Linked DNA regions of Homo sapiens: region 1 is linked to region 2. A link is an interaction called in ENCODE POLR2A ChIA-PET data of the cell type or tissue named here. Cell type or tissue: HepG2. All regions are shown on one strand. Each heading gives the region's core, and the rest is flanking DNA. Links, peaks and the distances in the headings are about the cores only.

Region 1 (16,004 bases), core at 4,899-12,898, 130 kb before region 2:
TGCTATCTTACATGTATTCAGTTTTTTGTATGTGTATATATATATATACATATATACACATTATATATTTATACATATATACACATTATATATATATATATATATACACACACACATACATACAAATATATATATATATTTGAGATGGAGCTTTGCTCCATCACCCAGGCTGGAGTGCAGTGGCATGATCTCAGCACACTGCAACCTCCACCTCCCAGGTTCAAGCGATTCTCCTGCCTCCGAGTAGCTGGGATTACAGGTGGCCACCACCATGCCTGGCTAATCTTTGTATTTTTAGTAGAGACGGGGTTTCACCATGTTGGCCAGGCTGGTCTCAAACTCCTGACCTCAGGTGATCCACCTGCCTCAGCCTCCCAAAGTGCAGGGATTACAGGCATGAGCCATCACGCCCGGCCATTTTTTGTATATTTATAAAGTATTTTCATTCCTATCTTGTTTGATATTCAAAAAATGAATACATGTAAGATTACTCTCCTTTCCTCCCAGTATGATAGGGTAGGAAAGCTACCATGCTGGAAGGAAAGCAGGGCAACATGTTATTTTCTTCACTTTGCAGATGATGCTCAATGACTCCTCCAAAGTTAGGTTCTAACGAGTTGGTAGTAGAGATAGGACTTATATCCCACGAATCTTGACTCTCAGATTGCTGTCTTGTTTTCTGTATAGCTACTGTCCTTTGTCACTAAATAGCCTCATATTCCCTCTAGACAGCACTACTGCTTGAGTAGCTCTCTTAAAGGGAGTTCTCTTCACTCCTAGAAGAACCCATATTTCTGACTATTAGAGTCCAGTGATCTCATTAGATTCCAAGGCTTTATTCTCCTCCCTCCTGTTTTATGCAAAACTGATTTTGAAATGAGCAAACACTGCAATGCAACAATAATTTTTAAGTGCCCACCTTCCCTTTTCCCCCCTCCCCCCTTCAATCTGCTGATGGGAATCAGAAGTTCAATTTATCAAACATTGCAAGAAAGGGCAAGATAAGTTTTAAGTCATAAGCTGACAGTGAGTAATGATTAAAAAGAAAATTAAAACTCATTACCTGTAGGACTCCTACTCACTTTCTCCTTTGCCTCTGGTAATTCACTTATCTTTAGATTCAATAACTTGAGGAACAGGGGAGGGTAGAACAGTGTGAGGGATGAGGATGAAGCCAAGGGGCACTGAAAATGAGAGGGGAGGAACTCTGCATTCAAATGGGAGACATGTTGTTCCAGCCAGTCTTTGTATAGGAGTAGCTCTCCAGCTAAAAATAGAACTTTCCTTTCCTATATGGTGATCTCCCCTTAACTCAGTGAAAGCGTTCATGTAGAAGACATGAGGTTGGATAATGTTTTCCTTTTAGGTTCTTCTTCCTGGATTGATAAACAATTATAAGGGAAGGACAAATCCCTCACATTTGGGAGAAAAGTTTCCTTAAGTTTCTTTACCTGAATTTGAATGGAAGAGTTGGGGATTAACATGCTAAGTACGCTCTAGATAAACGCTCAGATGAAGCATGTCTTGCCCTTTCACCTTAGGTCTGCCAAGCCCAAAATATAGCCCAAGACTCAGCTTAGCTGTGGTTTTCCTCCAGGCCTCTAAACACTTGGCACAACACACCTTGTTGGTGATGGTTTGGGATTTAACCTTGAAGTCAAGTGGTTACTTAATTAAATGATCCAAATCTTTGTCTAGACTAATAGCCAATGCCATTTTATTTTTTTAAAAATGTTTTTTGCCAACTTTTAGACTTTATACTAAGAGTCTGTCTTAAGTCTTTTATTACCGTTGAGAAATTTGCAACTATTTTTTCCCCAATAGTAAAGAGGCATGAAATTTTCTAAGATCCTTGCTTCGGGTACTAGATGCCTACTAGGACCTTAGAACAAGAAACTGGAATATTAGGAGAGCCAATTATGGGGGTAGGGAGAGATAAAAGATAGGTGGCAAACAAAAATAATCTAAAAGAAAATATAAATGCTAAACTGACTATTACAGGAACAAAAAAGTGCTAAAATTAATCAGGTACACATACCAGTGATGTCATATTTGCAGGGGATAAGGAAAAACTAATCGACCGGATTTTAGGTTAATGTCCTCTTGGCTTTCTGGAGAGGCTATGGTATTGTCAAGCTTATGGTATTTATGTGAGTTATAAAAATAGCAGAACTATCCAAGAGATTTCTGGATTCCTGAACTGACTATAGGTGTGATATTGATGTTAAAGTTTAGTCAATTTTCCATTATTTGGGGATCAATAAACCAGTTTAAATTGTTGTGGGAGGTCAAATTTAAAAAAGACACTATTTGTTTTAGATTATGCTGATAAAATACAAAGCATAGGCTATAGAGTCCAAGTTTTTGGGGCTTGGAGTCCAGGCCGTATCTCACTAGCTGAGCTGCCTTGAGTGAGTCATTTGGCCTCTCTAAGACTCAGGGTTCTCTGTATTAAAATTACTTTAATATTTGGGAATGATAGTAAGAGTAGTTAAAAATAAAACAAAATAAATTAAAATTAACATGGCTTTAAAATAATTTAAAATAATAATTAAGGATATGAAAAAATTCTGAGTAAGAAATGGGTTATAAAAAAGACAAAGTATTTGTTTTTAGTAAATATACATGTAATAAAAATGTAGAGCACTAAATATATAAAAGGTAGGACAAAGGTCAATAGATATTTGGGTACAGGGATATTTATTTCTGTTTTAACTTTTGTGGATTTTCTGAATTTTTCTTTTGACCATGTATTAATGATGTTGAGAAATTTTTAAAATTATAACTTTTAATAATAAAGACCAGATCCTGAAAAAAAATGAGTTGAATAATAACAGCTATTTTGGAACTCAAATAAGCTAATGTATATGAATACAGTTTATAAACTCTAAAGTACTAATTACTGTTATTATTCTCTAATGCTGGCCCTAGGTTATAAATCAAAAGGGGAAATAAAACACAACCTGTAAAAAGCTTCTGCACAGCAAAGGAAACATTAACAAAGTGAAGAAACAACCCACAGAATGAGAGAAAAGATTTGCAAACTACTCATCTGACAAGGGATTAATAACCAGAATATATAAAGAACTCAGACAACTCTATAGGAAAAAGTCTAATAATCCTATCAAAAATGGACAAAATATTTGAATAGACATTTCTCAAAAGAAGATATACAAATTGCAAACAGGTATATGAAAAAATTTTCAACATCATTGATCATCAGAGAAATGAAAATCAAAACTGCAGTGAGATATCATAATCTTACACCAGTTAAAATGGCTTTTATCCAAAAGTCAGGCAATAACAAATGCTGGTGAGGATGTGGAGAAAAGGGAACGGGTACGCTGTTGGTGGGAACATAAATGAGTACAACCACTGTGGACAACATTTGGAGGTTCCTCAAAAAAACTTAAATAGAGCTACTATATGATCCAGGAATCCCACTGCTAGGTATATACCCCAAAGGAAGGAAATTAGTATATCAAAGAGTTATCTGTACTCCCAACTTTATTGCAGCAGTGTTCACAATAGCCAAGATTTGGAAGCAACCTAAGTGTCCATCAACAGATGAATAAAGAAAATGTGGTAGTTAATCACAGTGGAGTACTATTCAGCCAAAAGAAAGAATGAGATCCTGTTATTTGCAACAACATGGTTGGAACTGGAGGTCATTATGTTAAATGAAATAAGCCAGGAACAGAAACACAAACTTTGCATGTTCTCACTTATTTGTGGGAGGTAAAAATTAAAATAATTAAACTCATAGATAGTATAAGGATGGTTACCAGAGGCTGCAACGGGTAGTGGGGTAGGTGGGGGGAAGTGGGGATGGTTAATGGGTACAAAAAAATAGAAAGAATGAATAAGATCTAGTATTTGTTAACATAACAGTGTGACTATAGTAAAAAATAACTGTACATTTAAAAATAACTAGAAGAGTATAATTGGATTGTTTGTAACACAAAGGATAAATGCTTGAGGCGGTGGACACATTTACCCAACGTGATTATTATGCACTGCATTCCTGTATCAAAATATCTCATGTAACCCACACATATTTACACCTGTTGTATACCCACAAAAACTAAAAATTAAAATTAAAAAAATTTAAAACCAACATGCTTGGGGGGGAAATGGCAATGAATATTACTTTTACTGTATTTCCATTTTCTTACTTCACCTGGGTCTTTGAAATGCTGTATTCATCTACTGTTTTGGCTTTATTCGTCAAAGGTTTTTTGTTTGTTTGTTTTGAGACAGGCTTGCTCTGTCAACCTGGCTAGAGTGCAGTGGCACAATCACAGCTCAGTGTAGCCTCAACCTCCCCAGTTCAAGTGATCTTTCTCTTTCCCCTTGCCCCCCAGCTCTACCTGTCCCTCCCCGACCACTGCGAGTATCTGGGACTGCGAGAATGTGCCACCATGCCCAGCTAAGTTTTAAATTTTTTGTAGAGACAAGGTTTCACTATGCTGCCCAGGTTAGTCTTGAACTCCTGGGCTCCTGCCTTGGCCTCCCAAAGTGCTGGCATTATAGGCATGATGCATCACACCTGGCTATCCTTCAAAGGCTTCTGTATTAGAGATCTTTATCCCCTTATGCTCATGTTAAGAACTGAGAAAAACAACGATTGCTGTAGACTTGCTCATCCATAACTTAAGGAAGCAAGTTATGGCACTTGGCTATAGCCCTTGGGAATTTAAATTCCACTGACCGGCGAAGGCCCTTTAAAAAAAAAAAGGAATATGGTTTCTGCCTGCTTTTCCAGCAAAACAATGGCTTGGTCTTTTGTGGCTTGATAAATCCCTAGAAAACGAAAATAATGAAGCTTATACAATTTGACAACCCCCATGTGGGAATTTCCCAGCTACACAGTCCCGCAGGATCATGGCTGGTGTGTCAAAGACACAGGCTAACCCGTGGCTTTATTCACACCAAATAAACAGTCCCCCAGAGTGAATCAAATTAGGTGACCATCACTGGCCATTTTTTAAATGTAAATTCTGAAAGGAATATGACAATTCAGTCAGCAAAAATGTGTTTGTGAAATAAAGCACAATGTCAATTCATCTCCCTCAGCAGTTACTAGGCAAGAAACTTAAATGAGTAACTTTTAAAAGCCAAATGAAATATTTTACATCTGTATCTTCAGTGATATCTTACTAGTCATTAAGGTTTACTTTAAGACAATTATCACTTCATGAAATGGGACATGCACAATGATTAACTACGGTGTAATGCTTATAAGAAAGTATTCATAACCATGCTTTTTGAAGAGGGCAGCTCTATTTTGGCCTGCTTAATTAAGGATAGATTCATAACCATGCTTTTTGAAGAGGGCAGCTCTATTTTGGCTTGCTTAATTAAGAAACTTTTAATTCTTAATAACCACGAGGTCGGGTGCAGTGGCTCACGCCTGTAATCCCAGCACTTTGGGAGGCCAAGGCTGGCCGGCTACTTGAGCTCAAGAGTTCAAGCCCAGCCTGGGCAATATGGTGAAACCCCTTCTCTACCAAAAAATAAAAAAAAACTTGTGGGCCATGGTGGTACGCACCTGTGGTTCCAGATACTTGGGAAGCTTAAGTGGGAGGACCGCTTGAGGCCAGGAGGTGGAGGCTGCAGTAAACCAAGATTGCACCACAGCACTCCCGTCAGGACCCATCTCAAAATAATAACAACAATAATAATAACCAGACAATTTCCTTCTGCATGAATTCAAACTCAAAGACTCCCAGGACAGGAAGATACCTCTCCATGGGTTCTTCCTTCTATGTGGCCTTTTTTTGCAGCATTGAAAATTTTTTTCTTGGGAGTATTTCAAGAAACAGAAGAAAGGCCTTATTTTGTCCCTAGGCTTCCTTTTTTCCCCATGTTCTAACTTTGCCAAAAATGGAAACACACTATTTGGCTCTCCTCAAAGTTTCAAGACTATTTCAATGCCTTTTCATTATCCTTTGCATATTCAGCCATTTTCTGTGGTTGGGAGCAGGAGGTTGTCACCTTCAGTATATTCACAAAAAAGCAGTACTCTAGGACTTTCTAGAGTACCTCAAGGGCCATGACTTGCACATATAGACACTTTAAAGTCACTTAGTAAAATGCATTCTGTAGAGGCAGATGAATTACAAACAGGTTCCTCTTCCCTGGCACTAGGGTTCATGGTCAGTGAAGGACAGCTGGGCTTTAACCCTTATCTGGAGGGACACTTTTTCACAGGGCACAGACTACCCTACAGGCTACTCTGGAGACATGCTCACTTTTAATGGCTCCTTTCTAAGCATGCCTGAGGCCACAGTTATCTGAAAAGAGACTGTGGGCATCATTTCTTCAGCACCAGAAATCTCTCCAGTTTCTGCCTCCCAGATTTCCTTCAAATGTTCACTCTCTTCTGTTCTCTCTAGTTCTCTCCATCCCACTGAAATCTCACTGAAATGAACTCAAGTTCTCCCTCTCTGACCACTAATTCTCAAACTTTTTTGACCAAGGTTAACCTAGGTCAGCAGAAGGCTCTTAAGACTTGGCTGGGTATGGTGGCTCACACCTGGCATCCCAGTGCTTTGGGAGACCGAGACAGGAGAATCATTTGAGGCCAGGAATTTAACATCAGCCTGGAAAACATAGCGAGACCCTGTCTCTAAAAATAAAAATTAAAGAAAAGCTCTAAGACTCATATACTCCAGCCCTTCCTGCTTTTTTCTCAAAAAATTCTCTGATAACAATAAACTGTTGCTGCACAAACACACTTTGTGAGGATTATGTGAATATCTGCTTTAGCAATATTGGTTTAGATGATTCCTATGTGCACTACAATCCACATTTGGTTTAAAGTTTTATCATAGAAAACTTATAGGTCATAAATTGTGTCAACTTATACAGGCATCACTATCCTACTGTAGGGTTAACCAAACAACCCACTTCAAACAACATAGAGGGTGATGAAGGTAAATGAAATGTAATTTATAATTAAAAAGCAGGAATAGAAACCACCAAAAAGCACAACCAACTCGATACAGCACTGATGCTAATATAAAGCAAACTTCCCCAAAATTGAGGATATTTCAACAATCTGCTCATGCATGTTTTTAGTGGGAGCTCTTCAAATATTGCCAAGTATTGCCTAGCAGCCAGGTGAATGCTCAGGTAAGCCCCCAGTAAACTCTAGTTACGTGCTAAATTTTTATTTATGAATATGAAATACTACCATTAACAACTCAGCAGTTATTAAGTAGCTTTTACACACACACACATACACACACATGAAAATCTAGGTTATCAAGGACCATTTGCTAGTAAGATCCAAAGAAAAGACATATTTGGGGATGCTTCTAGAACATTAGGAGGATGCTTGTGGCCTACCAGTTCATACCTTGAAAATCACTGGTTAGGTGGTTGGCTTGGCTTTTTGATTCGGCTTCTTGAGATGCACAGTCACCTTTTCTGATTCTCACATTGCTGCTACAGGGGCATGCTAACCTTGTGTCCTAGCAAGCAACCCAGTTCTGCCATGACTTGGACCTCCAAATCCCCAGTCTCTCGCTGGAGTCTCTCTTTGGGGAGGGAGAGTCAGATGTTACCCACAAACTGGGGAGCCTCCCAGTTAACACCCTGGAGTATCTGTGATGACATAATGGGAGGCCTTCAGTGATACATGGTGGAGGGAAGTCAGAAGACCTGGTCACAGACCACCTCTGCCTTGCCACCTGTTTGACAGCAGGCAAATCACCTCAATTGTCAGCTCACATTTATCCTCTGAAAAATGAAAATATAGTCATGCACTGATAGCAACATTTTGGTCAGTCATGGACTGCATAATACAGTGATCCCATAAGATTATAATACTGTATTTTCACTGTATCTCTTCTATGTTTAGATACACAAATATTTGCCATTGTATTACATTTGCCTACAGTATTCAGTATACAAACATGCTGCATAGGTGTGTAGCCATGGACTATACCACATAGCCAAGGTGGGTAGTAGGTTTGTGTGAGTACCCTCTATGATGTTTATAAAATGACAAATGGCCTAATGATGTATTTCTCAGGACTTATCCACAATGATAAGCAAAGCATGACTATAACAATACCAACCTCATAGATTTCTTGTGAAGATCAAATGAGATAATGTAAGTGATAAATAAATAAATCCATTTATAAAAGTATTATGTTATTGTCGCAGAGAGGAAATGTTCACACAAGCATCTTGACTGTTCTGTTTACAAAGTATGCCTGAAATTAGGGTTGCAATCGTTTATAATAATGACAAACAATCCGAACTGTCAACCATGAAGGTCAAATTCAAAGACCGCACAGGCCCTACAAACTACTGAGAAAGAGTTGAGAATTCCTGATTCCGCAAGTACATGTCTCAGTGATCCTGAATCCCTTTCTTTTTTTCCTTCTCATGGCTTGGAGAGCAGGACTTAATTCAGATTAATTCCAAACATTAGAAATGAAGGTTGGTTTTTTCTTTTTTCTTTTCCTTCATCCCACTTGAGTTTCAGAGCTCCAAGAGGACAGTGGCTGAAGAATGCTAGGAATTCTTCCTTCCACCCAGTCAGGAATGTGTCCTGCCTAGGGAACTTAGAAGGAATGTGAGGGCTGCCAGATAAGCCCCAGCACTTGAAGCAGTCAGAGCAGGGGACTGTGGACTTAGTACTGGAAAGAGCCCTCCTCTAGAATCAGGCCCTCCTCAACACCCCCAAGAGGCTGCTCTTAGGCTGAGAGTGGAGGCCAGAGCTGGTGATGCAGGAATAACCTCTGCAGCCAGTAAGTGAAGAGACAGCTCAGCTGGATGTTTGAAACAAAGAACGGCAGTGTTTTTAGTCTTTGGGGAAAGTACATGGTCATGGTACATGGCAGAGGATTTTTTTTATTGCAGAGGATTTTTTAGATCAACACATATATGGGCTTGAACATGGGCTCTGCCATCTGCCAATTAGCTGCATGACTAGGGTTGGATACTCTGTGCTAATAACAGTACCTACTTCCTATGGTTGTGGGCAAATTGAATAAAATAATGTACATAAAATACTTCTCGCAGTGCCTCTCCATAATGTTGGGCTATAAAGCCTACTTTTACATGACTAACTTTTAAAGAGTCTTGATACCCTGCATTTATTCAAAGTGTTATAGTATACAATGTGTTTTCATATTTGTTACCTTTTTTTAATTGCATTAAGCAATGGTATAAACTTGAACACTCTTGGGATGGTTTGTAGATATGTTACTCTTTTGGAACAAATAATTAGATGTCAGCTTTGGCAGTTATCACAGGGCCTCATCTTAGCTCTTACCCACACCTTGCCCCTGTCACGGTTTTTTCAGGGAGCTGCCAGTCACAGGCAGGCTGCTTTTCTCAAGCACACTGGCATTGAACCAGTGTAGCCACTCTCACCCAGACAATAGTGGGAGCTTGGAATAAGTTGTTCTTAGAGGTCAGAGAGAGGCTCAAAGACTTCAGGGGTTCTGTCAGGTAGGGTTGCCCTTAGGCAGCCTCTGGAACAGCCAGCCTGCCTATCTGATCCCCTCAAGCCTGGGTCTCAAAGTTTCACATGCGTTGGAGAAGATCTGCCCTGCACCATGCCCCTAACAGGGTTTTCCTTGCCTGCTGCTTTGCTTCTGCCAATCTTCCCGGAAAAAGGGTTGGGGAGGCAGGACTCTATCTATCTTAACACTTTCTTGTTCAGACAAGAACTCCTGGAACAGTGTTGTTCGTCAGTGTGACCATGACGCTTGGCATTCCTGGGGTCATGGCACTGCTTCACCTCCCTGGACCCTGATGGGACCTATTGAGTCTTTCTATAGACTTGATCTTGGATTTTCAGCTTCCTCCTAGTGGGGATGAGGATGCAGTTCTGACCTACTGCCTAAAGCCACTATGAGTTTCCTGGAAACTCTTTCTTCCCCACTCTAGGTCCCTCTGTAATATCAGCCACGGACTCTGGACACGGAGCCTCATGTCTAGCTGGGAGCAAACTTAATCCTACACTGACTGCCTTAATGCTTCTAGGGTGGTTCCTATATGCCATTTACCTCCCACTCTGTAAGTCTAAGAGAAATTTCATCCTTTATTGGTAGTAAGGACACATTGTTTTTCGGGGGGAAAACACATGAAACCATTGCTTTTATTGACCTTCTTGAATTTCTAACGGCATGACAAGCTGGGACCACAGCTCTCTTGAGTTGGCAGGGAGGCTAGTGAGTGAGGGCCAGGCCCAGTCATGTGTGTAGGGGCTCAGGATGGAGTTTGGAGGAACTTTCCTGTATGAGAATCTGGACCTGGGACAAGGGTCTAAAGCAGAGTCTAAAGGATGCAGCCAGTTGTCTTATGGTGTGGTCTTTGCTAGTGAAAGGCAGAAGATATTCCAAGGTATGATTAGATTGGGGATAAGGGATGAATGCAGGTTGCCTACATGTGGCCAGGCTCCAGACAGAAGGATTGTTTATGGGAGCAGGATCCAGGCTGAATAGGTGAAGAGAGACAGAACACTAGGGCTCCCATTACTAGCTAAAGTTGTGAGCAGGGTCAGGCATTCAACAACACATTTTAAAATACAGCATCAGGCAAATGTATACCTGATGCTGAGAGTAGCTTGAGCATCAGTCTACATTTCTTCCCATACACCCTCTCCTGATTATTTGTCTGCTTTGCCTGCCACTCATGACCATGATTTGTTTGCTGCCCCTCCTAAAATATTCAAACCCTGTACCTGCCTTCAGCTTTGCCTGACAACTACCCTCCACCCCACTCTACTTTTGCTTCTCATCTCTGGATATAACGTTTACTCTAGGATGTTTCATGTGCCCTAAACCCATCATTTCCCCCTCAAATCTACTGCTCCTCCAGTCTTCCCTGTTTTACTGACTGACACTGAAGCTAGAGAGCTGAGGGTTATCATAGTCTCATCGTACCTCTCTATCCACCATGTGCATTATCACTCTGGTGATTAGCCCATCTCTATTCCACGATGCTCTTGGGCTGTGGTAGACATCACCAGTGCCTACCTATATCCAATTCTTCGTTTCTTCCTGGGCACACAAGAGACTCTACTTCCTGACCCACTTCCAGTTAGGCAGAGCCATAAGACTAGTTTGGGCCAATGAAATGTGAATGGAAATTCATTTATTATTACTGGTCTAAGGCAGTGAAAAGCTCTTTCTTGATTCTCTTTATCTGAGACTTTTCTCTTCTACTGTTGTGTTGAATGCAGAGATGTTATGTTGAGGTGGTAGAATCACCGAATCAAAGAAGCCTGGATAGCAGTCATGGAGGGTGGCTGCCTTGGAGAGATGCTTAGACCTGCAGCAGATGCTGCATGATTAAGAAATAAACTTTTGTGTTAAGCCACTCAGATGGGATCATTTACTACCATAGCATAATCCAGTTCATCCTGACTAGTACAATCACGAAATCCTGTTGATTTTACTACCTCATATTATTTGAATCAACTTCTCCTCTACAGTATCTCTGCTGCTGTAGCTCAGGACCTCAACATCTCCCACCAGGACTAGTGGAAAAGTTTTAAAACAGTCTCCTCATCTCCAGTTTGACATTCCTCGAACTCATTCTCCAGACACACTAGAATGGTCCTTGTATAATTCAAATCTAATCATGTATCTTGGGTTACCCTGCTTTGTTGGCTTCCTGACAGTGGCATGATGAATAGTGCCACATGACAGGGCTTCTCCCCAGCCAGCCTCATCTCCCATCTCTCATCTCCTTCCATTTTATAACCAGTAATACTCACATGTTTGTGATTTCCAGAATAATCCATGTTGTTTCACGCTTCCATGCCTTTGTTCATGCTGTTCCATTTATCTGAGACGTCTTTATATACCCTTCACTCTCTTCTTTGCCTGGCCAACTCCTATTCTTCCAGACTATGTTCTAAAACCACCTTTACTGAGGTTTCCTGCTGGATTTAATACCGCTCCTTCATACTCTCACGGCATCATCTGCACATGAATGAACACATTATAGTGCATCTGATTATTGGTCTGTCTCCCCTGTGAGAGTACAAACTTGACTAGGTTGATACCGGTTAGACAGTGGGTGCTCAGTTGTAGGAAATGCTGAGGTAATGAGATTCAATGATGATGTGGACATTCAGGGATCATCTTTGGACACAGATCCCCAGTATGATGGACTGTGATGTACACCTGAAAGTTCTGGCCTGACAGCTTCATCACTGAGGTGGGCCTCTAGGTCTGACAAGAGTGGGGCTGGAGGTTCTGACTTCATGACAAGCTTAACGAACGGTAGGCCCAAGGAATTATTAACTTTCTGCCCTAGTCAAGATTAGCTCAAGAACTGAAGAAATATTACATTGAATGGGAACTGTGAAGAGACATTACTTTGAGAAACAGGTAAGGCAGAAGCAGAAGAAAGACGGTAGGACCTGATATAATTTTTTTTTTTTTTTTTGAGATGGAGTCTTGCTCTGTCACCCAGGCTGGAGTGCAGTGGCACAATCTTGGCTCACTGCAACCTCTGCCTCCCAGGTTCAAGTGATTCTCCTGCCTCAGCCACCTGAGTAGCTGGGAATACAGGTGCCTGCCACCATGCCTGGCTAATTTTTATATTTTCAGTAGAGACGGGGTTTCACCATGTGGGCCAGGCTGGTCTCGAACTCCTGACCTCAAGTGATCTGCCCACCTCAGCCTCCCAAAGTGCTAGGATTATAGGCATGAGCCACCACACCTGGCCATAACCTTACAATATCATCAACACGCTTTCTAGATTAGGCTTAGGGAGCAATCACACAGTTTGGCTTTCTTGAACTACTATAATAATAAATGCAGTAGATTCTTACTATTCATAATAGTTATGTTCTATAAAGTCACTGACAACACTGATTAGCAAATAGTGAGCCAACACCCCTAGGGAATATAGAGGAGTAGATTCCTGCAAGCCTCTTGTCACATTTTTGTTAACCAATCAATACATAATTATGTTTTATGTGTGTTTCTGTTTAAAGATGCCTTGTTTACTTTAATATATATTGTTGATTAACATTGAACTCATGGCCAACAACACTGTAACTCATGCCTGAACAAAGCTTATCTAACACATATTTTCTCTGTAAGGTGATTTTTGTGCTTAGGAACACTAGATAGCACTTTAGCACTACACTTGGGGTCCATCTTAAAAAGCAAAATCGGCTGGGCTCAGTGGCTTACGCCTGTAATCCCAGCACTTCGGGAGGCCGAGGTGGGTGGATCACTTGAGGTCAGGAGTTCGAAACCAGCCTGGCCAACATGGTGAAACCCCATCTCTACTGAAAATACAAAAATTAGCCAGGCGTGGTGGCACACACTTGTAATCTCAGCTACTCGGGAGGCTGAGGCAGGAGAATCACTTGAACCTGGGAGGCAGAGGTTGTAGTGAGCCAAGACTGTGCCACTGCACTCCAGTCTGGGAAACAGAGCAAGAGTCCATTTCAAAAAAAAAGAATCAAAACTATCAAGAAAAACACAAATGTGAAAAACATGGCATTAAATAGACTGCAAAAAGGACACTTGTTTACAGTATGAGAGCTGGAACAAGAATGCACAGCATCACCTTGTTTAACCTCAGCTGGGGATGTGTATGTCAGATGACTAAAATTTTTCACTGCTCTGTGCATGTCCATGAATGACAATGAAAGCACCATGAGTGTTCATTTTGGGGTTACAAATAACTTTTTTTTTTTTTCTGAGACAGAGTCTCGCTCTGTCATCCAGGCTGGAGTGCAGTGGCGCACGATCTCCGCTCACTGCAACCTTCGCCTCCCGGGTTCACACCATTCTCCTGCCTCAGCCTCCTGAGCAGCTAGGACTACAGGTGCCCACCACCATGCCCAGCTAATATTTTTTGTGTGTTTTTAGTAGAGATGGGGTTTCACCTTCTTAGCCTGGATGGTCTCGATCTCCTGACCTCGTGATCCACCCCCTACTCGGCCTCCCACAGTGCTGGGATTACAGGCGTGAGCCACCACGCCTGGCCCACAAATAACTTTTAGTGTGTAGGCAAATCCCTAAATATGAAATCCATGAATAATAGGAATCTATTGTAGCTTCAACACCTACCACGTGGCTTTGAGCTAGGTGCTTTACAAATACATATCTTGCCAAGTTTACCAACTTTTCATTCTTCAATGAGTGAGATGACATAGAGTTAATATGGTGAGCATATCCTTAAATGCATAGGCTATCACCATTGAAAAAAATAGGACTTTCTAGTAAGATTAGTGTCACACAATATTTATTTATTTATTTATTGAGATGGAGTCTGGCTCTGTCGCCCAGGCTGGAGTGCAATGGCACAATCTCAGCTCACTGCAACCTCCGCCTCCTGGGTTCAAGCGATTCTTGTGCCTCAGCCTCCTGAATAGTTAGATTACAGGTGCCTGCAGCCATGTCCATCTAATTTTTGTATTTTTAGTAGAGACAGGGTTTTGCCATGTTGGCCAGTCTCGTCTTGATCTCCTGACCTCAGGTGATTTGCCCGCCTTGGCCTCCCAAAGTACTAGTGCTGGGATTACAGGGGTGAGCCACTGCACCCGGCCTCATACAATATTTATATTAAGCTTATGCATGCATTAGTGGGGTTGAAACTTGTAATAGGCTAGGCTTCTGCTCCTTTGGGAAAGTTCTGAGCTCTTGTAGAAAACTAAGAACACATTGCACACTCAGCAACAGAGCTATTGACTGATTATGCTTAAAGACCCTCAGATTGTGTACTAAGGTCTGAAGAGAATCTTCCTTATAGGAAAACATGCTTGGCAGTTAAGAGCACAATCACCCAGCTTCTGAATATTCCCAGGCAGCATCACTGGAGCCCAAAACAGTCAAGTAAACAAATTCAAAGAGACAAATATGTCTTTAAGGACACTGACTCGTTGAATGGGAAGCCAAATTGTCAGCAAGTTTTAGACAAATAGACTAAATGTTTTTGTCCCCTCAAAATTCATATGTTAAATCCTAATGCCCAGTGTGATGGCATTTAGAGATAAGGCCTTTGGGAGGTTATTAGGTCATGACACTGGAGCTGTCATAAATGAGATTAGCGCTCTTATAACAGAGGCTCCAGAGAGCACCCTCACCACCTTCTGCTATGTAAGAACACAACAAAGCTGTCTATGAACCAGACACTGAATCTGGTGGTGCCTTGATCTTGGGCTTCCTAGCCTCCAGAGCTGTGAAAAATACAATTTCATTGTTTATAAGCCACCCAATCAATAGTATTCTCTTATAGCAGCCTGAACGGACTAAGACACCAACCAAATACCTGCAAAATGAGGATCTTGTCCAATTATCTATGTGCACACAGTCTTCCTATCTGCAGCTTGCTTTCCATTCAGGTCAGTCTGGACTCTGTTCCAAATTATGTGGTGCGCATTCCTTCTCCTCATCTTTATTCTTGCCAGAATGCCATCCTCTTCTTCAGCCAAATTATCTTTGACTAGCAAGACTCAATTCAGTCCCACATCTTCCATTAACCTCTCCTGGATCTCCTCCGCCACCCATAACTTCCTTGGATCATCCAAAATCTGGCTCACTTGTCACTTCATCTGTAAAAGGGAAGTAATAACACATGCCTCTCAGGACTTTTGTGGGACAGCGTGTGAATGTGCATACCTCAGGGCCTGGCACAAAGTGGATGCTCAATGTTAGTGATATGGATTTAGAATTATGTTTTTCATTTTGGTTCATAGGCATTAACCTTTTATTTCCCCTTCATAGGCAAATGTTATGAAGAAAACGTACATTGTGAAAGACAAGGCAATAGCAAGAAAAAGCATGCATGGGGCAGTGATTTCCAAATTTTGAATTTTATAGGCCAGTGCAAGAATTTTGGAAACTGACATCAGGTTGCTTAATACTTCCTTTTTGCCCAAAATCTTCCTAGTAACTCTTTAGACTTATATCATTTTGTTAACAAAAATAAATAAATTGTAAAAGCAAAAAGGTAGGAAGGACACAGTATCAGAAGTTTATATTCTGAAAATGAATACATTCAGTATC
Region 2 (16,004 bases), core at 3,210-11,209:
GAGGGTCCCCTCATATAGGAGAGACCAGGACTTTGTAGTGGAAACAACCTTTGGCAAAGCTTAAAAACAAATCCTGAACTAATAACAAGGAGTAAATGAAGGAAATCATTCATTTAAGCATTCTTTGCATTTTAAGAAAAGATGAGTAGGGTTAGTAATCTACTGAAGAGAGAAAATAATCAGAATTATTCATTAAGTATATCCATAAGCAGACAATTTAACAGTCAACCACAAAAGTGAAATAGCTAAGTAAAGGAAGCAATATTATATAGACATCATTTTTTTGTTTTAATGATGTCACTTAAATTAGGACAAAAATTTCAAAAGAAAAGCCATAAAGGTAAATGCAAATGTATATAGTTCCTAAATGATGGAGATGTTATGGAACAGGGTCCCCCTAGACTTCTTCATTACCCTACATTTAATAAGCTCTTTATTTTACACAGAAATTCACTTTTAAAACAGATTATAGAACATTATAGTTTGGAATATAACACCTTGGATTGGTATTATAGATGGTGTTAGATGCTTTGGGTCCAAGGGGGCAGGATTTTCTAAATGAGTTCAGATTTCATATTGTGCATAACCAATATGACATGCTTTGACAAATTGAGTTACAAATATGGCCACATCTCTTGCCCAAAACTTCTCTCAACTTTCTCCTGGTTCATGAATCCATTATTAATTTAGAAACATTTATTATATTCCTCTAGGTACCACAGTTCCCTTCTGATCTCTCTAACTACTCATTCTGTGCCTTCTTTGCTAGCTCCACTTCCTCTACTTGTGTCTCTTATTTTAGAAAGAAGTTTTTATTAAATATTGAGTAGATATAAAACAACATTTCTAAGATACAGATAATGAATGAAGAATGCAAAAACATCCAAGTATCCACTGCTGCCCCTAGGGTGTGTGGGGCCACAAGTAAATATTTTTTTGTGAGGTCCCTGTCTACATGAACAATTTGATTTTAAAATTGCCCTACAAAATTTATGGGCCAATGTGAGGAATGGTGATTTATGCATGAAGATTTAAAGTAATTAATAGAAAAGACATTCTTTGTTTATTGTTCAATCAGCACAGATGAAGATTCTTCCTAGAGTCCAGGCACCATCTCTTCTTACTCAGATTCAGGAACCATCTCTTCAAGTTCCTTATTGAAAGAACTGTTCCTGGTTAATTTCATATCTTTCACATCAGAAAAAAAGTTGCACTGCTCTTAATTCTCACAATGTCATGGCTCTTTAAACCTGCTTGTATTTAAACAATGTAGATCTTCTTACCTCTGAAATTCCCTGATTATAATTTATTTAATACCGATGATATCATTACTCATGACTCTGTCTCACACATTATGCTGCAGGGCTGCCAAACACTCAAAGATTGTTCTGGGCTACAGTTCACATACAGGAAAATGTGAACTGTAATTTGTTTTCCAATCATGTTAAATTTACTGATAGGAAATGTATGGCGAAAACTTAGAAAATATCTTCCAATTGAATCTCTCATTTTCTGTGATTCCTGCATTCCTACAATGTGATCTCTTTCTATCTTGACCACACCTCTGCCTTCCAAACCCCACCACCAGCAGGGAGGATAAGTCAGGGGCCAGGGCAGAGACCAAAAATCGGTCCCATTTGCACAAAAAGGTCAGATCCTTGTCCCGAAAGGCTTAAGATAGACCTGAGAGACCATGATGTTATTGATAGGAAAGGCCCATTGGCACTGAGGAGCAACAGCCTCTAAATCCCTCAAGAAGTCAGGCAAGGCCACCCATGGGGATGGTCTGACATGTGGCCTAGAGCCTGCGGACCATCCTGGGTGCCAGTGATGGGTGGGATGTGCATAGGGTACAGGATGCCCACTGCCATCCCTGCTGACCTCGGGTGCTGTTTGCTGGAAGTGACCCTGCAGTGGGAACACCCGTGAACATGGGTACTCCAAAGGCCTAACTTTGTCTTTAGTCCAGCACGAATGAGAATCACTCCAAATCAGCGTGTCTTCACCTTTCTGGTGGCTCAGCAATCCTGCAAAAGAAATATCTCACTGGCCAGTGGGAGTGATCTACTCACCAGGCCACCCTCCAGAACCCAGGAACCATCTCATAGGGGAGAGTCTCAAAGCTCCTCTGGGCATCTGGTTGACCTCGTGGTGGTGAAGAGGTGGGTTGGTGGAGAGTCGGAGAATGCCCCAAAGGAGAAATGTGCCCTGGGGAGAAATGGAGGTCCAGGACCATGAGTCCCGTTCTGAGTATTGGGTACATTGCCCAGATAGCACGCCCAGTCCACAATGGTCCTAGTCACTGGAGTACTCACCAACTTTTGAGAAAAGCGCTTCTGAGGACTGGGACCCAGGTGAGATCAGGTTTGGGCTCAGGTGCAGGACTGATCTGCACTCCCCAGCTGATCTCATGCACCGGAGAGAGACTTAGAACATTCCAAGGAAGGCACTCCAAAGCCTGGGGCCCAGGGCAGAGGCCCAGAATGTCCAGCACAAGAGAGGTATAGCAAGAACTATCTAGTTTAGGAAAATAAACATTTCTAAGTTCTCTGTAAGCCCCTTCCTGATCCCAGCCCTAGCCCTTCACACTCAGAGATAAATGGATTTATCTCTGAGACAAATAAAAGGAAATTAAAATGTTCCTTATTTTTCTTTTTTTACCACATATATTTGTGTTCTTTTTTAAAAAAACAACATTGCTGGGCATCGTGGGGCATGCCTATAATTCCAGCTATTGGGAGGTTGAGGCAGGAGAATCACCTGAACCCAGGAGTTTGAGACCAGCCTGGGCAACATAGTGAGACCTTGTCTCATTAAAAAAATAAAATAAAATAAAATAAGACTTTTTTTGTTAACTTCATATAAGTAAAATTGTATATATGCTTGCTTCTTCATTAAATCCATGGATCAATTAGGAGAGAATCAAAATCTGTATGATTAATTGTACTATAGGTATGTAAAGCGTTAACAACAGGGGAAACTGGATGAATGATATATGTGAATGCTTGGTACTATTTATTGAACTTTTCTGTAACATTAAAATTATTTCAAAGCAAACAATTTTTTTAAAATGAGGGTGGAGATTGAATAAAAAGGAAAGGCAAGTGCTGACAATCATTGAAGCTGAATGGTGGGTACATAGTTCATTTTACAATTTTCTCTACTTTTGTGCATGATTAAAATTTCTATAATTAAAAAAATTTTTAAAGAAAACAAAAAACTACCTGGTTTTGGTATTTACTTTGTGGGTCAATTTTAAACCAATTCATTTTCTTGACTATGTTTTGGAATATTATTTTCTGTTTCCTCTTGAGGAAGTTTTAGTAAATTCTATTTTTTCTATGAATTTATCCATTTTCCTAAGTTCTCCAACTTATAGCCCTGCCGTACATTATCCTCCTAATTAACCATTTAATGTGTCCATCAACTGTAATTATAACCTCTCTTTTGTTCTAATATTTACCTATAAAAGGCTTTCCAAAGAAATAATTTTTGGCCTTGTGAATCCTTTCTGTTGTATTTTTATTTTCCATATTATTAATTTCTACTATCTTTATTATTTCTACTCTCTTACTTATTTTTATTTCATTATTATTTTTCTAACTTCTTAACTTATTGTTAGTCTTTCATCTCTTCTAATAAAAGCATATAAGGCTGTAATTTCTCTCTAGATCTTACTTTATCTACATTAAATACATTTTTATTATAGGGTCTTTGTGTTCACACATTGTATTTTCTAATTTCCATCATAATTCCTTCTTTTGCCCACATGTTATTTAGAAGAGGATATCTTAATTTCTCAAATATGGACTTTCCTAGTTATCCCTTTGTTATTGATTTCTAATTTAATTGCATTAGGTTCAGAAACTGTGGTCTGTATGATTCCAATTTTAAATTGTTGAGATTTGTATTCTAACCTAGCAATGTGGTCAGTTTTCAAAAATACTCCATGTTGGTTGAAAAGAATCTATATTGTGTAGCTGTTAGGTGCAGTGTTCTATGTACTGTACTTAATTAGCACCGGCTTGTTAATTATGTTGTTCTAATCTTTCTCCTTACTGATTTGGTCAACTTTATCTAGGTATTTAACAGCTTAGAATTCTTACATCTTCTTGGAAGACCGAACCTTTTTTATTTTTTTATTTTTTTTCTTATTATTTTTATTATTTTTATTATTTTTTTGAGACAAGGTCTCGCTCTGTCACCCAGGCTGGAGTGCAGGGGCGGAATCTCTGCTCACTGAACCTTCCACCTCCTGGGTTCAAGCAATTCTCCCACCTCAGCCTCTCGAGTAGCTGGGATTACAGTGGCACACCACCATGCCTGGCTATCTTTTGCATTTTTAGTAGAGACAGGGTTTCACCACGTTGGCCAGGCTGATCTCCAACTCCTGGCCTCAGGTGATCCACCCGCCTTGGCTTCCCAAAGTGCGCGGATTACAGGCATGAGCCACCACGCCCGGCCTGAACCTTTTTTATTTATGAAACTCTTTATGAAATGTTCTCTTTATCTTTCGTGAAGGTTTTTGCCTTAAGGGTTATTTTGTCTGATACTAATATAGCAACACCAACATCCTCTTGGTTAGTGTCTGCGTGATACAATTTTTTTTCACGCTCTTATTCTTAACATTTTTGAATCCTTATGTTTTAAATGTGACTTAAGAGAATATACCTGCATTCTTTAAAACACAATATATACTACCAGTCAGTCTTTGCTTATAAATTGAGTAGTCTATTTTACTTATTGATACATTTGGATTTATTTTCACCATCTTATATTGTGCTTTTTATGTATCTTGAACCTTCAATATTTTGTTTTTTCCTCTATTCTCATCTACTTTGTATTATTCTTCTCTTTCCACTTTTTCCCTTTATAGTTAAAAAGTTATACATTCTTGGTAGTTATGCTAGAAATTTTAACTTGGAAACTTAATATCTTTACCATCCTACCACACAATAAACACTTTAATTCTGATCCTCCCCTCCCAGTTACATGCTATTGACAGCTGTGTATTTCATTTCTATCTTGTTTTTTCAGCCCCTTAAGATATTATTTTTTAAAAAGATATTTTTTTAAAAAATTATTGATCTTTGTAGCCAATATTTATTTACAATTAAGCACATATTCAGCACTCTCCTTGCTCCTCATTCTTTTATTCATCTCTGACCTTCCTTGTTCCCTTTCTTCCTGCCTAAATAGCAGCCTTTAGAATTTCCTTTAGTGAGGGTCTATTGATGGCAAACTCTGTTTTTGTTTCTTTGAAGGTGTCTGACTTTGTCATTGTTTTTGAAAGATAATATTCAAATTCTGGTTGACAGTAATTTTCTTTCAACACATTGAAAATGTTAAACTTTTTCTGGCTTCTGTAACTGTTAAGAAGTCTAATTGCCCTGTTGAAAGTACGCTAATCTGTCTTATCTTTCTCTGGCTGCTTTTCAACTTTTTTTCTTTGTTTATGGTATTCTGTAGTTCAACTACATGATGTCTAAGTGTGAATGTCCTTTTATTTATCCTTATTGGGATTGTTGGGCTTTTAAAAACTGTGGTTTGTCATTTCTAAAAAATCCTCAGCCATTACCTCTTCAGTTATTACCTTTGCCCTTCTCCTTCTCTCCTGTCTGTCTGGAACTCCAATTAGATAATTGTTATATTTTTCACAAGACTGTCTTCATGTTTTATAACCTTTCATTCATATTTTCTGTCTCTTAGGGCTACATTCTGGAAATTTTCTTGGATCTATCCATCTGAATCTATTCTCCAGTTGTGATTATTCTGCTGTTAAACCTGTCTATTGTATTTTTAATTTGAAATATTACCTGTTAAACTTCTAGTAGTTCTTTCAGGTCTTCTTCAAATCTTCTGGTCATGTTTTATGCATATTTTCATTTTTTTCTCTTATTTCTTTTAATATATTTAATAGGCTTATTTTATGTTCTGTGTTTAGTAATTTCAATAGCTAAAGCTTTGCAGTCTGATTCTGTTATTCATGTTTATGCTGGCCTTTGCTCATGCTACATTATTGCTATGGTTTGGTTTGTCCCTGCCAAAACTCATGTTGAAATTTCATTCCCAATGTGGCAGTGTTGGGAGTGGGAGCCTAGTGGGAGGTGTTTGGGTCCTCATTAAAGGATTATGGGGGTGGATTCTTCATTCATAGATTAATGCCCTCCTGCTGGGGTGAATTTTTGCTTTTGTGAGAATGAATTATTTCGGAGAGACCAGGTTGTTAATGTCTGGCTTCTTCTCTTGCCGTGGGATCTCTTTGCAGGTATCCCCTCCCCTTCTGCTGTCTGCCATAGTGGAAACAGCCTGAGGCCCTTGCCAGATATAGATGTTCAAACCTGGACTTTCCAGCCACCAGAATCGTCAGCCAAATAAACTTCTTTTCTTTCTAAATCATCCAGTTTCAGGTATTCTGTTATAGCAACACAAAACTGACTAGAGCAATTATTTCCTTTTGCATTTTGTGATTTTGACCATGAGCTTGTATTTTTTTTAGAATTTATTGATGAGAAGCCATCGAGGCCTGTGTTGAAGATGGGTACTTCTAGAATAGGTTTGCATTTGTTTCTGTCAGTTGCCTGGAAACTACAAATTAAGGTTTACTGTGAACTTAATTCTTGACTTGAATTTTTTGGACTCTAAAGAACAGTGTGAATTTGAGCTGCAAGACTGTGTGAGTGCTGGCTATGTTATGAGTTCTCAGGGGAGATGTTTTTTTCTCCCTCCATTTAAAGTCAAGTCTCAAGGCAGGCAATTTTCCTTACAATACTCTGGGGCTTGGGGAAAGGCAGTAAGTTAATTTGTAACCCATCCTTACACAAACAGTGTAATCTTTTGTGGACCCAGCTCTAAGCAGAGGTGGAAGGGACTACAGTTAGACTCACTCTGTGTACACGTTGACCACTGTATTCACTTATTCACTCATGTGAATTTGGCAGATACTCTCAAGGCAAAAACCTCTCCAGGTTTCTGCTTATACTCAGGAGTAAGGAATACTCAGAGGTCAAGTATTAGATGCAAGTGGAAACCCAAGAAACCTCTCCAAGTGGAAACTTCTCCTGTGGAAACCTCTCCTATGGAAACCTCTCCTATGGAAACCTCTCCTGTGGAAAACTCTCCTGGGTTTCCACTTGCATATAATACTTGACCTCTGAGTATTCCTTACTTCTGCCAGCATAAACATGCACTTCAAAAGATTAAAAAATACTTTGTTAATTATTTGTAGTTGTTTTCAGTGAGCTATCATTCAAGGTATGTAGTCTGTCATACTGCCAGACATGGAAGTCCCTCTGCTGCTGCCTGAGGCTTAAAAGTCAATTTCAAGGGTTTCTTCCTTGGTCCTCCCCTCTTCTCATTCTACAGGCCCTCTCCCTCTAGACAGTTTTACTCATTCCCACTACTTTGGTGCTCCTTACCAATTAGTCCCTGACCTATACCTCTGTGTGTTTTCTATAGCTGCTGAAACAACTTTATCACAAATCTGGTGGTTAAAAAATACCATGTACTATCTTATAGTTCTAAAGGCCAGAAGTCTGAAGTCAGTTCCAACAGGCTAAAGTCAATGTATCAGCAGGGCTGGTTTCTCCTGGAGGCTCTAGAAGAGAATCCCTTCTCTGCCTCTTCCAGCTTCTGGGAGATTATTGCTTTCCTTGGATTGTGATTCCTTCTCACATCATTCCTTCCTCTTGCTTCCACTGTTACATCTATTACTCCCTCTGCTGTAGTCAAATCTCCCTCTGTCTCTCTTTTATGAGGACACTCGAGACTATATTTAGGGTCTACCTGGATCTCCAGGATCATCTCCCTATCTCAAGATGCCTTACTTGGCTGGGTGTGGTAGCTCATCCCTGTAATGCCAGCACCTTGGGAGGCCTAGGTGGGAGAATTGCTTGAGCTCAGGAGTTTGAGACCAGCCTGGACAACATAATGAGACCCTGTCTCTACAAAAAATAAAAAATTAGCCAGGCGTGGTGGTGCACGCCTGTAGTCCAAGCTACTCAGGAGGCTGAGGCAGGAGGATTGCTTGAGCTCAGGAAGTTGAGGCTGCATTGAGCTGTGTTTGCACCACTGCACTCCCATCTCAAAAAAAAAAAAAATTCCCTAACTTAATCACATGTGTAAAGTTTCTTTTGCCATGTAAGGTAACATCCACAGGTCCCAGGGATTAGAATCTGGGTATGTTTGGGGGCCATTATTCAGCCTACTACAACCTCCAATCCTCAGCTGCAGACTCAAACTTTCAGTTTCTTTCTCAACTTTTCTCATTACCCAGGCGCTTTAAACTCACTTTTATCTAAAACTGAACTATATTCACCAGCTGTTAGTGACATCACCATCTTCCCAAGCATCCAAATGCAAAGTCAGTATATACTGCTTCTTTTTTCACCCTTTGTCTCCAAACAGTCACTGAGTCCTTATCTAATCTACCTCTAAAAGGTCTCAAATCCAGTCCTCTTCCTTATTCCCACTGCTACTGCTTTCCAGATCTTGTTATCTACTATAATTGTGACCTAACTGAATTTCTTACCTCTGTTTTTCTATGGCCATTAACCTGTTGCCTTGAGTTATCCTTTTTTTTTTTTTTTTTTTTTTTTTTTTTTTTTGAGACAGGGTCTCACTTTGTCACCCAGGCTGGAGTGCAGTGGTGCAATCTCAGGTCACTGCAGCCTCGACTTCCTGGGCTCAAGCCATCCTCCCACCTCAGCCCACTGAGTAGCTGGGACTACAGGCATGCACCACCACACCCAGCTAAAGTTTTTTTTTCTTATTTTTTGCAGTGACAAGGTTTTTCCATATTGCCCAGGCTGGTCTTGAACTCCTGAGCTCAAGTGATCTTGCCTGCCTTGGCCTCCCAAAGTGCTCAGATTACAGGTATGAGCCACCACACCCAGCTATCTTTCTACAACCCAAATGACTAAGTACTGTCTTCTTAAAACTTCCTCAATGGTTCTACCGCTGTCTACTCCATAAAATCCAAGATCATTCAAGGCCCTTTGCAATCTGGCCATAAAGTGAGAGACCAGTCTCATCTTTGCCATGCTCTACTGAGTACTGTGTGTTCTAGGCGACCAAACTTTATCGTATCCTGAACAATCCAGCCTCAGCGCTTTTACATCTCTTCAAGACGCAGCTGAATGCTTAAGTTTTCTGAGACGTGTTGGGAGACCCCGCCACACAGTTAGAATTAATGCTCTATTAACACTCGAGATATTGATTCAATCATTTACTGAGGGTCAGCTATGTCTAGGACTCTACGGTAAGCATTGGGCATGAAATGGTGAACAGGATGCAGACAGATCTTTTCCTCACAGGGTTCATAGTCTAGAGAGGGCTCCAGACAAGTGAACAGGCTGTTATAATATCATGCAAGTGTTCTGACAGGAAAGCGTAAGATGGTATAGGAAGAGACAGAGGGGCACCTAATCTAGATATGGACGATCATCAAGAAGTTGCAGCTAATCTGAAAACAGGTGGCAAATAAGAATTAAGGGAAAAGAGGGCTGGAGAGAGAATGTTCCAGGATGAGGGACAACGTGTGTAAAAACCTAGATATGAGAGAAAGCACAATGTACCCACAGAACTGAATGATCAGCAAGGCTGGAATGGAGACAGTGGGGTGGGGAATGTTGAGAGATGAGGATGGTGAGGTAAGCGGGGGTAGAAGTGATACAGTATTTTTTGCTGCTTAGTTCAGCTAAAACCAGGTTCTTGTAACACGACCAGGAAATATTAGGAACGCAGATAAACTGAAAGGTGAGGAGAGGGAAATTTATTAAAAGAAAGCTCTCAGTGAAAAAAGAAGGGAGTATGCTAACTGTCTCCCACCTCACTGATTGAATACCAGGCCACCACACATGAGCTGAAGCGGCCAGGCTCCTCCCCGCTGCACAAGGTGCGAAATTCCTGTGGCTCCACCCCAGTCTCTCAGTGTGCAGGTGGGTCACCAGTCTGTTGCGGGCATGCACAGACAAAACTCTGGACAGGTTCCCTTATCTGCACAAAAGCATCTGATGTAAACACTTGTGGGGTGGGTCAGAGATTGTCCGGGGACAACCTTCCCCCGCTAACTGACCAATCCCTACCCTTATCTGCCTCCTGCAACTATCAGAAGGCCATAGTCAGAAGCTGGCCATTCTAAGTACAAAGGAGGGCCACTGAAGGGTTTTGAGGGGACGTGCCAGCCCTTGAGATAGAGTGACAAAAAGAGAACCAGATGCTGGGGAGCTGGTTCTGTTTTGGAATGTTGTATAGCAATGCACTTTGTGCCCTGCTTTCTACCCTGTTGGCTCACCTCTGATGCCAGTGCAGCTGTGGGGAACATGTCCCTGCACTCTGACACCATCACTTTTGCTTTTCTCCTCACAGCTTTCTCCAGAATTGGGAAATCCCTCAACCTGGCAAAAGTATAGCTCAAATGTGCCTCAGCTACCATTTCCTGGTGGCAGTCCTCAACCAATGGGTGCCGGGAATTGGTGAACAACGCCCCAGCCCCCCAGCCTCCAGAGAAACAATTCTAAGTGACATGGATGATGATAACCAGTCTATGCCCACAGTGATTATCAGCTCAGCAATGTACCCTTTACTGGCTTTTCTCCTTCCATATGTCACTATTCCTGCTCCCTCACTCCTGCTTCCTGGAATTACCTTCCCAGAAAAACTTCATTCAGGTAAGCCATAGTCCTAGGCTCTACTTGAGGGTAGGGGAATCCAAACTAAAGTAAGTGTCTGTAGGACTTCAAAGTAAAGATCCAAGTTAGACTTTCAGGAGAAGAGATTTGGGGTAGAACTATAAACTTACGTTTTCTTCCTAATGGGAGCTGACAACACAGAAGTAGATGAAATTTTCCAGTAATAGAAGAAAGGGGTCTATGAGGAACCATGAGGAACAACAACATTTCTGGCACAGGCAGAAGAAGAGTCAAGGAGACAGAAACGACAAGAGAGGTAGAAGAACAAAGAAAGTTTGCAACATGGAAAGCCAGGGAGGAGGAAGTTTCAAGAAAGAGTAGGTGAATCTATCCCAGCAGCAGCCAGGGTGGGCCTCTGTCCTCGAGCAGCACTGGAGCCAGACTCAGTTCCCGGATCTTGCAGCCGAGGAGCCTCTCAAGCATCCACAGCCCCCACCAGTGTGGGGACGGTGGATCCTGTGGTGGACATCCCCGGGGATGTGACTGCCTGATGGTGGCAGCAACAGCAGCAACATCTGAGACCACGGAGTGGGGGTCTTTGGCAGAGACCCCAGGGCAGCTGAGGCAGCTGGGCTTCCTCCCAGCTCCATCAGCCTTTGGGTCCATGAGAATCCCTTATCCTTTACAGCCCTGCCCTGGCTCTGGGAAACTGGGGATGGCCTCTGTGACCCCCCTTTGAGAGGTGAAGCCAGCTGGACTTCTGGGTCGGGTGGGGACTTGGAGAACTTTTCTGTCTTACAAGAGGATTATAAAATGCACCAATCAGCACTCTGTAGCTAGGATTGTAAAATGCACCAGTCAGTGTTCTGTGGCTAGCTAGAGGTTTGTAAAATGGACCAATCAGTGCTCTGTAAAATGGACCAATCAGCACTCTGTAAAATGGACCAATCTGCACTCTGTAAAATGGACCAATCAGCAGGATGTGGGCGGGGACAAATAAAAGAATAAAACCTGGCCACCCCAGCCAGCAGCAGCAACCCACTTGGGTTCCCTTCCATGGTGTGGAAGCTTTGTTCTTTAGCTCTTCACAATAAATCTTGCTGGTGCTAACTCTCTGGGTCCGTGACATCTTCAAGAGCTGTAACACTCATCACAAAAGTCCGCAGCTCCATTCTTGAAGTCAGCGAGACCAAGAACCCACCAGAAGGAACCAACTCCAGACACACCCTGACGTGGGATACCCCATTTCCTGAGGCATGGAGAGGCATCACCCCAGTAAGTTGCCCATGCCCTGTGCTGGCAGCCTCCCTTTTACCCCCAACCATCCTTTGCTCTAGCTTCTGGCCCCAAATTTGTCCAAGGAGCCCCCCATTCAAATCCTTTCCCTGCTGCCACGTGGCCTTCCCTGTCCCACAGCTTGCTCTGCAAGCCTCCAATGTCTGAAGATCTTCCAGTGTCACTCATGGCCCCTTTAGTCTCAGCCCAGCCATAAACTTCAATGCAAAGGATAAGTCTAGATTGATTTCACAGTTCTTTTAACAAGTGGACTTAAAAGCTAGTGGCAATACATTCCTTCTCCTCAGAGTTGAAGGCAAGTTCTCCCTGAAGCCTGGGTGACACATGTCCTTTTCCTAAGACTGGGGAAGAGAATTGGGAGTGGCAGCCAGTTCGGCAGGAAATTTGTTAGCAGGGGAAGAAACTCAGATGGGAGTGAGGAACTTCACAGGAAAAGTCTGGAGGAGCATCCAAGGATGATCAACATTTATTTTATGTGTGGGAAGCAATGCGACTTTACTGTTATTGACCCTTTACAATATCCCCTGTAAATGTATGTTTAGGGTTTTCTTCTGAAAAAGAAAGAAATTGTTACTCAGCCAGTAAATGATACTTAAAGAGAGAAAGAGGGGGAAAAAAGGAAGGAAGGGAGAGAGAAAGTGGGAGTAGATGAAAGTGAGGGCGAGAGAAAGAAAAAGAAAGGAATTGTTATTCAGCCAGTAAAAGATACTTAAAAAGAGAGAAAGAAGGGGGGAAAAGAGGGAGGGTGGGTGAGTGTTGCGGGAAGACAGGGACCCCAAATGGAGGGACCAGTTGAAGCCATGGCAGAAGAACGTAGATTGTGAAGATTTCATGGACATTTATTAGTTCCTCAAATTAATACTTTTATAATTTCTTATGCCTGTCTTTACTGCAATCTCTAAACATAAATTGTACAGATTTCATGGACACTTATGACTTCCCCAATCAATACCCTTGTGATTTCCTATGCCTGTCTTTACTTTAATCTCCTAATCCTGTCAGCTGAGGAGGATGTATGTCACCTCAGGACCCTGTAATAATTGCATTAATGCACAAATTGTACAGCATGTATGTTTGAGCAGTATGAAATCTGGGCACCTTGAAAAAAGAACAGGATAATAGCAATTGTTCAGGGAATAAGAGAGATAACCTTAAACTCTGACCGCCGGTGAGCCGGGTGGAACAGAGCCATATTTCTCTTCTTTCAAAGGCAAATGGGAGAAATATCACTGAATTCTTTTTCTCAGCATGGAACATCCCTGGGAAAGAGAATACACGCCTGGGGGTGGGTCTCTAAACTGGCTCCCTTGGGCGTGGCCGTCTTTTATGGTGGAGGTTGTAGGGGTGAAATAGACCCCAGTCTCCCATAGCGCTCCCAGGCTTATTAGGAAGAGGAAATTCCCGCCTAATAATTTTGGTCAGACTGGTTGCTCTCAAAATCCTGTTTCCTGATAAGATGTTATCAATGACAATGGTGCCCGAAACTTCATTAGCAATTTTAATTTCGCCCTGGTCCTGTGGTCCTGTAATCTCACCCTGCCTCCACTTGCCTTGTGATATTCTATTACCTTGTAAAGTACTTGATGTCTGTGACCCACATCTATTCGCACACTCCCTCCCCTTTTGAAAATCCCTAATAAAAACTTGCTGGTTTTGTGGCTTGGAGGGCATCACGGAACCTACCGACATGTGATGTCTCCCCAAGACACCCAGCTTTAAAATTTCTCTCTTTTGTACTCTGTCCCTTTATTTATCAAACCGGCCGACGCTTAGGGAAAAGAGAAAAGAACCTATGTGACTATCGGGGCAGGTTCCCCGATAGGTGAGAAGGAGGAAGGGAGGAAAAAAAGAGAAAGAAGCTGGGAATGGTTGCTCAAGCCTGTAATCCCAGCATTTTGGGAGGTCAAGGCGGATTGCTTGAGTTCAGGAGTTCTAGACCAGCCTGGGCAACATCGTGAGACCCTGTCTCTATTAAAAATACAAAAGTTAGCCGTGCATGATGGTGCACACCTGTAGTCCCAGCTACTTGGGGGCTGAGGCTGAGGTGGGAGGATCACTTGAGCCCAGGAAGCAGAGGTTGACATCGTACCACTGCACTCCAGCCTGGGTGACAGAGTGAGACCCCCTGTCTCAAAAAAAAAGAGAGAGAAAGGAAGGGAGGGAATGACTGATAGTGTCAAATGTTACTGAAAAGTAAAAGAAAGTATAAAGAAGTAGGCATCAGATGTAGCAAATAAAGGTAGTTTATGACTTGGAGAAAAGGACTGTAAAAGAATGAAGTACCTTTCGGCCAGAACCGCCATCTTCCAGTAATTTGCCAAAATGACAAACACAAAGGGAAAGAGGAGAGGCACCCAATATATGTTCTCTAGGCCTTTTAGAAAACATGGAGTTGTTCTTTGGCCACGTATATGCGAATCTATAAGAAAGGTGATATTGTAGACATCAAGGGAATGGGTACTGTTCAAAAAGGAATGCCCCACAAGTGTTACCATGGCAAAACTGGAAGAGTCTACAATGTTACCCAGCATGCTGTTGGCATTGTTGTAAACAAACAAATTAAGGGCAAGATTCTTGCCAAGAGAATTAATGTACGTATTGAGTATATTAAGCACTCTAAGAGCTGAGATAGCTTCCTGAAACGCATGAAGGAAAATGATCAGAAAAAGAAAGAAGCCAAAGAGAAAGGTACCTGGGTTCAACTAAAGCACCAGCCTGCTCCACCCAGAGAAGCACACTTTGTGAGAACCAATGGGAAGGAGCCTGAGCTGCTGGAATCTATTCCCTAGGAATTCATGGCATAATAGGTGTTAAAAAGGAAAATAAAGGACCTCTGGGCTGTAAAAAAAAAAAAAAAGAATGAAGTAGCAAAAACTAGGTTACAGTGAGTTGAGTGTTTAGTGGGAAAAGAGATATAAAGACAGTGAGTGACTATGGGAAACACTTTTAGGAAGCTTGGTTTTAAGAGGTAAAAGAAAGATAAAGAGATAGCTGGTTGAATGAGGTGTGTGTGTGTATGTGTGTGTGTGTAAAAGTGGGAGAGGCTTGAGCCTTTTCTGACCATTTAGGCTCATAAACACCAGTGGACAGAGAAAGAGGTTGAAGGTAGGGGAGAGTGAGGAACAATAACGATTTCCTGGAAAAGGCAGGAAAGGATGGATTCCAGGTAGATTAGATTGAGTCTGAAGAAGGGACATGCCTTCCACTGAAACAATAAAGTGGTTACTTACTTATTTTCAAGATGAGCAGGTGGTTAATTCCAAAGCATTACTGTGATACATGAAAGGAAATGCTGGGAAAGGAAGTGTGGTCCCTTTAAATGATATGGAAGGGAGGAGTGCGTGATCCCTGGCTAGGGCTTTACCCCATGGCCTCTGCCCATGGACCTAGGTGAGGACAGGCATTTTTGTTTTCCTGCCCAAATGTTGCATTTCCCAAGACCACCCTGGCCTGCCACGCTCCCATCCTGTGCCTATAAAAACCCCAGACCCTAGCAGGCAGACATCCAGGCAGCTGGACATCAAGAGGAGTGCATCAGCAGAAGAACACATGGGCAGCTGGACGTCGAGAGGAATGCACCGACAAGTACCAGCACGCCGGCAGGCCACCAACCACTGCAGCAGGCCACAGACCACCCCTGCAGAATGACACGGAGTTTGGCTGGGGCAGTCTGAGGAGAGCCCAGGCTGCTGAGCTCCAGGGGAAAACCATCTCCCTTCTGGCTCCCCCATCTGCTGAGAGCTACTTCAACTCAATAAAATCTTGCACTCATTCTCTGAGCCTATGTGTGATCCAATTCTTCTGGTACACCAACCCAAGAACCCCAGGATACAGAAAGCCCTCTGCCCTTGTGATAAGGCAGGGGTTTAATTGAGCTAACACAAGCAGCCTATGGAAGGCTAAACTAAAAGAGCACCGTGTAACACACGCCCATTGGGGCTTCAGGAGCTGTAAACATTCACCCCTAGACACTGCCATGGGGCTCCCTGCCCGTCTGTAGACTCCCCTACAGGCTTGTGCAGCGGGGCACTGAAGAAGCAAGTCACACCCTCATCTCACGCCCTGCGAGGGGGACAA

The links. ChIA-PET counts read pairs that join two places held together with the same protein. Peaks named below come from ENCODE experiments on the same cell type or tissue, not always from the same donor. Only the 100,000 strongest peaks of a DNase experiment are listed, where the experiment ranks them.
Region 1: POLR2A ChIA-PET joins it to region 2 with 6 read pairs; 3 of 35 experiments call an interaction of 5 or more read pairs at or near these places.

Annotation. Positions count from the first base shown.
Region 1 is chr2:62,665,443-62,681,446 of GRCh38, reverse strand. It overlaps a transcript of EHBP1 not described here. Among named protein-coding and RNA genes, the nearest start is that of EHBP1, 32 kb to the left of the region's middle. RefSeq lists an enhancer at 9,600-10,101. In HepG2, for the core only: no CTCF peak of the experiment used is centred there; a DNase peak (open chromatin) is centred at 8,616.
Region 2 is chr2:62,531,305-62,547,308 of GRCh38, reverse strand. It overlaps the pseudogene RPL21P37. Among named protein-coding and RNA genes, the nearest start is that of TMEM17, 33 kb to the right of the region's middle. In HepG2, for the core only: no CTCF peak of the experiment used is centred there; DNase peaks (open chromatin) are centred at 6,848 and 9,968.